2 separate regions of the Homo sapiens genome follow, and region 2 is linked to region 1. Evidence: chromatin contacts called from ENCODE Hi-C or POLR2A ChIA-PET data. All regions are on one chromosome and are shown on one strand. Each heading gives the region's core, a stretch centred on a gene start or an enhancer-like site at or near the end of the contact. The rest is flanking DNA. Distances are from core to core; before and after follow the strand shown.

The links. A loop is a pair of places that touch in the nucleus more often than their neighbours do. ChIA-PET counts read pairs that join two places held with the same protein, here RNA polymerase II (POLR2A). Pooled maps may share reads with other maps.
Region 2: a loop to region 1 is called in a map of B cell, with 11 times the contacts of the local background. The contact joins the promoter of LINC02399 here to the enhancer-like site in region 1. A Hi-C loop is called at or near these places in 11 of 168 maps with a recorded cell type or tissue (B cell, CD4-positive, alpha-beta T cell, CD4-positive, alpha-beta memory T cell and 6 more), 25 of 37 single-sample maps with no recorded cell type and 18 of 50 pooled maps. POLR2A ChIA-PET finds 5 or more read pairs at or near these places in 9 of 52 experiments (AG04450, BJ, CD4-positive, alpha-beta memory T cell and 6 more).

The regions. Positions count from the first base shown.
Region 1 is chr12:89,878,703-89,883,115 of GRCh38, reverse strand. No RefSeq gene overlaps it. Among named protein-coding and RNA genes, the nearest start is that of LINC02399, 67 kb to the left of the region's middle. RefSeq lists enhancers at 2,228-2,297, 2,378-2,507. Within about 2 kb of position 2,240, at least 9 of the 41 ENCODE cell types and tissues checked have a DNase peak (open chromatin) inside an H3K27ac peak, as active enhancers do; they include B cell, CD4-positive, alpha-beta T cell, CD8-positive, alpha-beta T cell and 3 more, where a contact is called at or near this core.
Region 2 is chr12:89,945,086-89,949,498 of GRCh38, reverse strand. LINC02399 (long intergenic non-protein coding RNA 2399) reads right to left here and starts at 1,806. Exons shown (of 3, transcript NR_135019.1): 1 at 1,747-1,806; 2 at 1,251-1,338; 3 at 1-24. The region is part of intron 6 of LOC105369890 (a long non-coding RNA gene); the gene reads right to left.

The sequences.
Region 1 (4,413 bases), core at 991-3,490:
CTAGCTGGCCAGAAGGACACAATAAATACATAGGAAGAGAAATGAGCATTCACTGGGGAATTCAATTTGTAACTTGACAGAACAATTTCCTTAGGTTGAAAAATTCAAAATCCCCCAAAATAACCCATATGTAAAAATAAAGTCATTATCATTATACATTTCAAAATGAAAATAACTACTAGTTGGCCAATTAAAGTGAAACCTCTTTCATATTGACTACTCACCAGTTCCTTCCAGTGTTGTGATGCTGATGATTTAGTACCAATTTGAGAAACTAATGAAGAATCCTGTGATTCAATGAAATATATTTGGAGTCTACTCATAAATTTTCAATAAGTTGAAAACTACTAAAAATTTTCAAATAGGTATATATTTTCTGGAGTTTTCTAACAAAATTCAATAGAAATTGGTTCATAGTCAGTGGTTATAGAGTAATAGCTTAAGATATTTTAAGGGTTTATTTTAAGTACTATACTATAGAGTTTGTAAAATTATATGTTCACCTCAATGTATCCATAACCTATTTCATTAACCCAAGGTACCCACTTTGGGTTATGACTTCGGAAGTAATAAAAAAAAAACACATTGTGTAAATTATAAAGCACTAACTTGGAGTAGGGTGAATGTCAGGGAATTGGGAAGCCAATCAATTTAAATATCTCTAAATTCAAAAATGATTCACTTCAGAAAAGTTCCATTCTCTAGTAGGTATTTTTCCCAAGTGGAATTTGTAGATTTAAAAATGATGTAAGCCTGGAGCTGCCAAGGATCAACACATAAGGAAAGATTGTGTGAGAATGAAACTAACTCAGAGGAAAGCTGAGCCCAAGAGACTGAGGGAGACAGGCCCTGGTGACATCATTTGAGGCCTCAGAATTCAACCATGCCTGGGCTTCTTAGTTCTATGAGCCACTAAGCTCTCTTTATGGCCTTTGCCTGTCAGAGCTGGATTTCTGTTACTTAAAAACAGACAGAACCCTGACTTATACAGAGACTGTGGTCAGAAATTTTGAGGAAATGCTTCAAACTTTATCTCTCTTGCAAATTCTTATTGTGCACTAACTTATTAAAAGATCTGGGAAAATCCACTGGAAGGAAACTTGTTTATCTTTGTTGACCACTGTTTTCAGTCTTGGTTGATGATGGAACCTCCTTTCACCCAACACCTATGAACATATTTGGGAGTGGGATACTCATCTAGGGCATGGTGGAAAAAGAATTGTCAAAAAATATGTGCTGATCACTCTTGTTTGACTCCAGCAGCATTCCAGAAGAAGAAAGCCATTAAGTGAAGTAGTCTCCTATTTATCAGATGAGCAAGTCTAAATGAGTAGGGAGCTGAGGTTCATCCTCCTTTGCATCCTATATCCCCACTGCACAAGGGCAGGATGGTGGACATCTACCATCTCTTTAAATGGCAAATTCTAAGGTGCTTACGATAACTTGCCGGTCCTTCCCTCTGCCATGTTCTAATATGTCAGTGGTTTTTCCTGACTTCATTTCTCTCTTAGTCTGTTGGTGCTGCCATAACAAAATGTCTGATATTGGGTAATCTATAAGGAACATAATTTTTTTTCATGGACCCACAGCCTGGAAAGTCTAAAATCAAGGCACTGACAGGTTCAGTGTCTGGTGAGGGCCTGGTCTCTGCTTCCAAAATGGCACTTTGAACCCTGTTCTCACGTGGCAGAGCCCTCATGACCTAATCACCTACTAATGGCCTCACCCCTTAAGATTGTTGCATTGGAGATTAACTTTCAAACTGAATTTTGGAGGTGACACAAATACTCAAACTATAGCATGCTGCCCCTCATCCCCCAAAATTCATGTTATTCTCACATAAAAAATAAATTCATTCTATCCTAATAGCCCCAAAAGTCTTAACTCATTCCAGCATAAACTTTAAGTCTAAGTCTAACATCTAATCTAAATATCACCTAAATCATATATAGGTGAGATTCAAGGTATGACTCATCCTGAGATAAATTGTTCTCAAGCTGTGAACCTATGAAATCAAACAAGTTCTATGATTCCAAAATATAATGGTAGGACAGGTACAAAACAGATATTATTTCCATCTCTGAAGGGAGAAGTAAGAAAGAAGAAACGGGTAATAGGTCCCAAGTAAGTCTAACACCCAACAGGCAAATAACATTAAATCTTGAGGCCTGAAAACAACCTTCTTTGACCACATCCTGTGAGGCTTGTGTCCCCAAGACTCTAGGGGACTCCACCCCCATGGCTCTTCCGAGTGCAGCCTATGCAATAGCTCGCATATGTTTGAGTCAAATGCCTTCAGCTCTGCCAGGCTGAAACAGCATTCTGGAGGCTCTACCGTTTTAAGATCTCAGAGATCTTCAACAATAAGATTCCCCACTCCCATGACTCTGCTGGTCATGTTCCTAGCAGGACATCCTGTGAGGATTTGTCCCCAAGACTCTAGGGAACTCCACCCCCATGGCTCTTCTGAGTACAGCCAGAGTATCCCACTCCCAAATACGTTCATAGGTGTTGGGTGACAGGAGACCTCATCATCAACCAAGATTGAAAACTGTGGTCAACAAAGATAAACAAGTTTCCTTACAGTGGATTTTCCCAAATCTTTTAATAAGTTAGTGCACAATAAGAATCTGCAAAAGACAGATTCTAGTTTGTGCTACAGATAAATAGTTTGAAGGATTTCCCCAAAATTTCTGACCACATAAACAAATGATATAAAATTTACATAGTAATCTGATTTTTAAAGGAAGGGATTCTTTAATAATTTCTTATTTATTTTCGTTCTGAGAGTAAAAATCAGCATACTCATCACTTATATAATATAAATTTGAGAAGAGCTCTTCATGAATTCCCCATTCAATTATTTTATCTTTAAATAAAAGGTGAATCGTGTTAAGCATTTTAATCAACTCTTTGGAAAGCCATCATAAATACATTTCTCCGTTTATGAGTAACATGGAAAATAAGCGCTGACACAAGATAATCCTAAAGATTACTGCTATTCAATAGCCTTGTGTACTTCACTCTTTGGGTGTTTAATAAATACTTGCTGCTTGATTAACTTTAAGGAATAGAAAGATTCTCTCACTAGTGTGAACAAAAGAAGTGATTGTCACACACCCTGTGTTCTGCTTTTATTCCCTTTCATTTTTTTTTCTTATGTCTGCTAGAATAAGAAATAAAAAAAATAGAGAAGTTCATGTTTGGAAAAATATGAGTACTTAACATGGATATGAATAAATTATTACCAAACTGCATGTAGCATGAGTATATAACATTGAGTCAAAATTAATGTAACAGAACTTAAAACTGGTCAAAAATTCACTGTATCTCCTAGAATTTGGAGAATCGGTCAAATTTTACTAATATTTTGAACATGTAACCATATTTGAGTAATATTGCTTTCATTAGAAATTTTCTCTTTAACCTAAAATGCATGCTAAGTTTTTTCTGAACCCTTAAGCATGCTTCTATTATCTACAAGATAATTTTTACCCCACTTAATTCAGTCAATGGGTATTTATTAAATACCCCCTATCTGCCAGGTACTGTGTCTGCAATGAAAAAAACACACATGTCCCAGCCCTTATAAAACTTGTATACTGGTAAACAGTCTCAGATTGTATAATATAAACCATTGGCAAAATGGAGTTCTGCTTTCAGAAAAAAGTGTACTTTATAGCAAACTTGGCTAAAACACAAATATTCCAGTAAATAGGGCATAACTGCCTGTGCTGTTTTAGAGACACAATTCTGAAACCAAACACTGACTTTGAGTGAAGTAGAGCTTAGTTCAAATTCGGCTCTGCTCCTTTTTGGATTCATGACTCTATCTATAAAATCAGATTAATAACCCTAAATTCACAGGCATAATGTGAAAATTACATGGAATTTGTACAAGGAAGATTAAGTAGTAAGCCCCCCAAAAGTGACAGCTCTTGATACTGCTACTACTTCTGCTTATATCTTACTTTGTAAATCAGAAGTTTGAATTGAAACCAGAAAAACCTCAATGCTTGTAGAGGGCATGTCCTGGTACATTTACATATATCCGGAATTTTTTATTTAAATATCCTTGTTCATAAAGCCTTTCTAATTACAAAAGCCACTGTTTTTCCTTTTAACACTCTTTTATAGTCTTAGAATAGTGCAGTACTTTTCAAACTTAACAACTTCTGGACCTTAAATTGAAGAGTACTGCACTGTATATATTTGAACCAATGACTTTCAGTAAGTGTGAGTGTGTGTGTAAGTGTGTGAGGGTGGAAGACACTTCAGTGCTTCCTTCCCAGGATTATTAATGTGAATTAACTATTAACTGATCAGTAATAAAGATGATGCAGTGAGAGAGAGTCAAGTTGAAACTGGACTGACTTCCAAGGTTATATCCTAATATCAGTAATTGCTTTGTAA
Region 2 (4,413 bases), core at 557-3,056, 67 kb before region 1:
CACAGTAAGATTTTCAAGATGGACCTATAAAAAGAAAAAAAAAAGTTATTCATCAGTGTCTAATCCGGAGCTGAAGTTTGGCCAACATGGATTTCAATTGAGTAAATCATTTCATTCATTTGTACAAAAGGGACAACTAACATATACTTTCTCAGACACATATTATTTCATTTACCCCTCCCAATAACCCTTTGAAGTAATATTGTTATTGTCATTTTTGAATGAGGAAATTAAAATTAAAATCACAGAGAGAGAGACAGTAAGTGCTTTTTAAAAGGGCCCTTAGTCCCTCAAGAACAGAAAAATAGGAATTTTATTATTTCAGTTGTTTATGAAGTAAACTAAAATGTATATAGTTCCTAGCAACTTAGCAAAAGTATGATTTTTTAAAACATAAAGAAGAGGACAACTGTGCCATTCATTGCACCACAAAAGCAAAGTTATGTAGAGACAAGAGTACAAAAACAAGGGCCTTTGCTCTGTTGTTTGTTGAAAAGGAAGTGTCATTATATTGGTAAAAACAGCCCTGTCCTTTCATTCAATGGAAAGAAATCAGAAATCCAACCTGGAACAGGCTTGGGCTCAGTGGAAAAATCATGTCCCAGTGCAAAAGTAATGGCTGTTGTAGATTAATAACCATTTACAGCTTTTTATCTTGGTTAAACTGCTATCTTCCAGACTGTAAAAGATAACCTGGGCTTGTTGCAGAGCTTTTTAAAGAAAACACTCTGCCTCTTAGGAAATCCGTCTCCCTATGCTTTGCTCAGGAGTTTGAAGTCATTCTGTCAATATCTTGGAAATAACATTTCTGAAAAGCAGATTATTAGCCCTGAGTTACATCTTCCACCAGTGGAATATTTGCCTTGCCTAAATAGCAGGTGGGGCTTAAAAGTGAGAGAATATCTCTGTAGAGAATTTCTGAGCTTTCCATTACTGAAACACAAAGATGTATTTTAGGAAATTGCAGAACTGCTGCATCCAAATCAACTCAACACTTAATAAGAAAAGCACAGAATCTATCATTATTCCTATTAGCAATGAGTATATATGAGTGGATTTCACCTTGGAGATTCTCAGAGCAAAAAATTTACAAGCTGTTCTCTATATACAACAAGACTTTGCCCACACTAATAACTGGAGACTTCATAAACTGTAAGGCACAAAACCTATCACAGTATAGCTGGGGAGATTTTAAGATCAAATATAATTATTCAACAAGCAGAATCAAAAGACTCCATGTCTATACACACTTGGTAAACAGCCAGGATGTAAACTGTCAGCCCCAGGATTCAGTGTTTCCCTGTATCTTGCATACTCTACGCAGTTTGCTCTGAATCACTGTTTAAAAAAAAAAAAAAATTCCAATGATTCATTCTCCTCTAATCTTAGTAGAAAGCATTTCCACACCAAAGTGGACTTTATTTTTTCTTCCACTCTCAGTCAGCATGGAGTGAGACAGAAGGTCAGGAGCCTGTTTGCTAATCCTTTCTCTGCCACAAATCACAAATCACCTCTAAGACCTGGAGTAAGTAACTTCTCATCTTGGCCTTCCTGCCTTCCTTCATCTGTAGAGTGTGGGGGTTGAGCAGGAGGATTTTGAAAGCCCCTTCCAACTTGAGGATTCCGTGATAATATAAAGCTGTTCCCCGGTGTCTGGCAAAACTCCTAGTTTCTGTCTCTCTTGTTTCCTGACGTACAGTTAAATTATGGGTCCCTCAACTGAATTTCAATAAAAAAGGCTCTTACCCAGGGTTAATTGCAAGTTTTGAAAGGGGGAAGGGAAGAGCCCACATGAAGAGTTGCTGAGAGCCCAGCAATTGCTACCAGGACTAGAATCAGCATATCTGTTTTGCCAAAATTCTTCTCTGAGGTCACAAAGCCCAATCCTCTTAATAAAAGAAGCAGGTTCAGCTAGAATTTTCCCACCCAGTCTAACAATGATGGAATTTCAAGACATTGTTCAGTTGCTGTCATAGGAAATTGAAGTTTTTAGATCGAAGCTGGTATTACTAGTATCTCTTGTTGAGAGGCAAACCAGAAACAATAAACTTTTATCCAGAAAAGAAAAAGTGTTTATTTAAACCCAGAAGTATCTATTGCTGTATCTCAATATGCCCAGCCGCAGGGCCACAGTAAGAGGTTCATAGCTGAGCCCTTCCTGCTCTGCCCACATCATACCAAACATGTTAATACATACATACATACCCAATCTCATCCTAAACATAACATTTTTCTTTATGCTGCAAAAGGATTTTTATAATTTTGTTTTTGAAACTTTCATTTTGCAGTGTATTTCTATTTTGTAGCCTATAATTTTTTCCAGTTTTCAAATATTTTCATCAGCTTTTAAAAAGTTTCACGTCTATAGTGCCCAATAAATTAAAATCTCCCTGATTAACCTTACGTTCAACATTCTTCTGAAAATACACCAGACCATCAGAACTGGCCACATAGTAAAAGTCACAATCAAAGAAGCCTCTTCCAGATACCGCACAAGGCAGCTACATTCCCTGAAGCCAAACTATATTCTGGAGACTTCAACGTCAAGTAGGCTGGGTTCCAATTTGACACCAGGATCCTTAACATCTGGGAAGACCAAATTTGGGAAAAGAAACAAAAGTAATAAGTTTCCCTTCAGAATATAAGTTTGAGAACCATTCAAATATGGACTTCATACCCTTCTAGAAGCTGATTCTTCCTATCTCATTATACATTGACCTTTGAAATGGAGCTTTGCCCTGTATACTGTAGCTGTATTGAATGGTGCTTCAAGTTCCTGGGATGGGAGTTTTCAGGCAAAGCAACCTGGCACCAGGGAAGGCGGGGATTGTAAACCAGAAACTGTACTGTACTTGGTATTGGAAAAATAATCAGTCTGCCAGAACAGACATCTTCTGTATTCCGACACCTAGTATCTAATCTAGAAAACATTCTGATTGTTCTCACTCATTTTTTTCCATGACAAAACCGTTGCCTCAAGAGGGGGAAAAAAATCCCTGATAATCTTGATTACATTAAGGGGTCAAAGATCCATTTAGGACAGCTATTCTTATCCAGCGTCATTTTCAACATCAATAACATATTTCAATAAGGCTCTCTTTGAGTGTTTCAAAGCAAAATCACCTTGAGCCTTCATGCAATGGACTAAGTCAATAAAGTCCATTGAAAATTGAGATGGAAAACCTGTTTAAGAATGTGCAGTTTAGAATCACATGTGTGAGAAATTTCTTCTTAATATGTCCTGGCCCCGTGATTAATGCTACATTTTTCCCAGATCTTTCATGGCTGAGTCTTGGTTAGCACCCAAAAATGTACTATCATGCTTAGAGACCTACCCGGAGTAAGTGGGTATTCTACCCCTAACCCAAAACCAGTACACATGCCTGACAGAGGAATAGAATATGTGAAATTCACACTTTCCTGGAATATCCAAAACATATGATCTCCATGCCAGAGAAGAATCCTCTATGAAATGATATTTAGGGGACAAATGGTAAAATGCTTTCCACAGCCACATTCAGTTTCTACTGATAAATCTGCCTTCTTTTATCCAGGATGGAGGGAAATGGCAGAGAGGGGTGAGGGTACTGGGAACCAGCATTGTCAGCCTACACAACTCTTCTCTTCCAAGGAAAGAACAGCACAAACTGCAAAGAAAGGAGAGAGACTTGCGGACAAACTAATTTCAGTTTTTCACGTCTACTCACTCTTGAAATGAAAATCATAGCACATCGATCCAGTTCTGTATTTCAGAAATGTGCTGCCTGGCCTTTTCCTGAGTTGTCTATTATTCCATTAGACAAAATGATAGAAATTTCTATAATTTAAAAGTGACTGGCCCAACCTACCTTTTTTATGGTGATGGGTTTTTTTAATTCAATTGGAAGTAGTACCAGGTAAAATAGAAGCTCTTATCCCTGATTTAATAGCAAATGGATAGTAGTCTGCATATTTGTTTGGTAAGTTATTTTTTAAATATTTACACTCATACAGTCTTATGTGGGTATCACTGACTATGTGATATATTAATTGTGTCATGTCTTTTCTATTAATTGTACATTGGGTTAGACAAAATTCCTGGTAAAAGAAAACATTGTGGTTAGGGTACTAAAGCTTTCAAGTAGGATATGACAAAAAGCAGGTAATAATATTCTCCAAGAAGAGGATTATGTTGGAAGAAAATTGAGTTAGGTGGCTTATTAGGATTCTTATTGAATTTTAAGAACTTTCTGATTTGTTTTGCTCTTAGAAGGGGCTCATGTACTGTCCTTTGAAAGCATATTATGTAGTCTGTAACCATATCTGCCATGATTAACATTTCTGAGAGAGTTTAACTTTTAAATGAACTTGGGAGATTTACCACTGAGGCTGTTTTGAAAACCGATTAAGTATTTCATAACCTTATAAAATTAT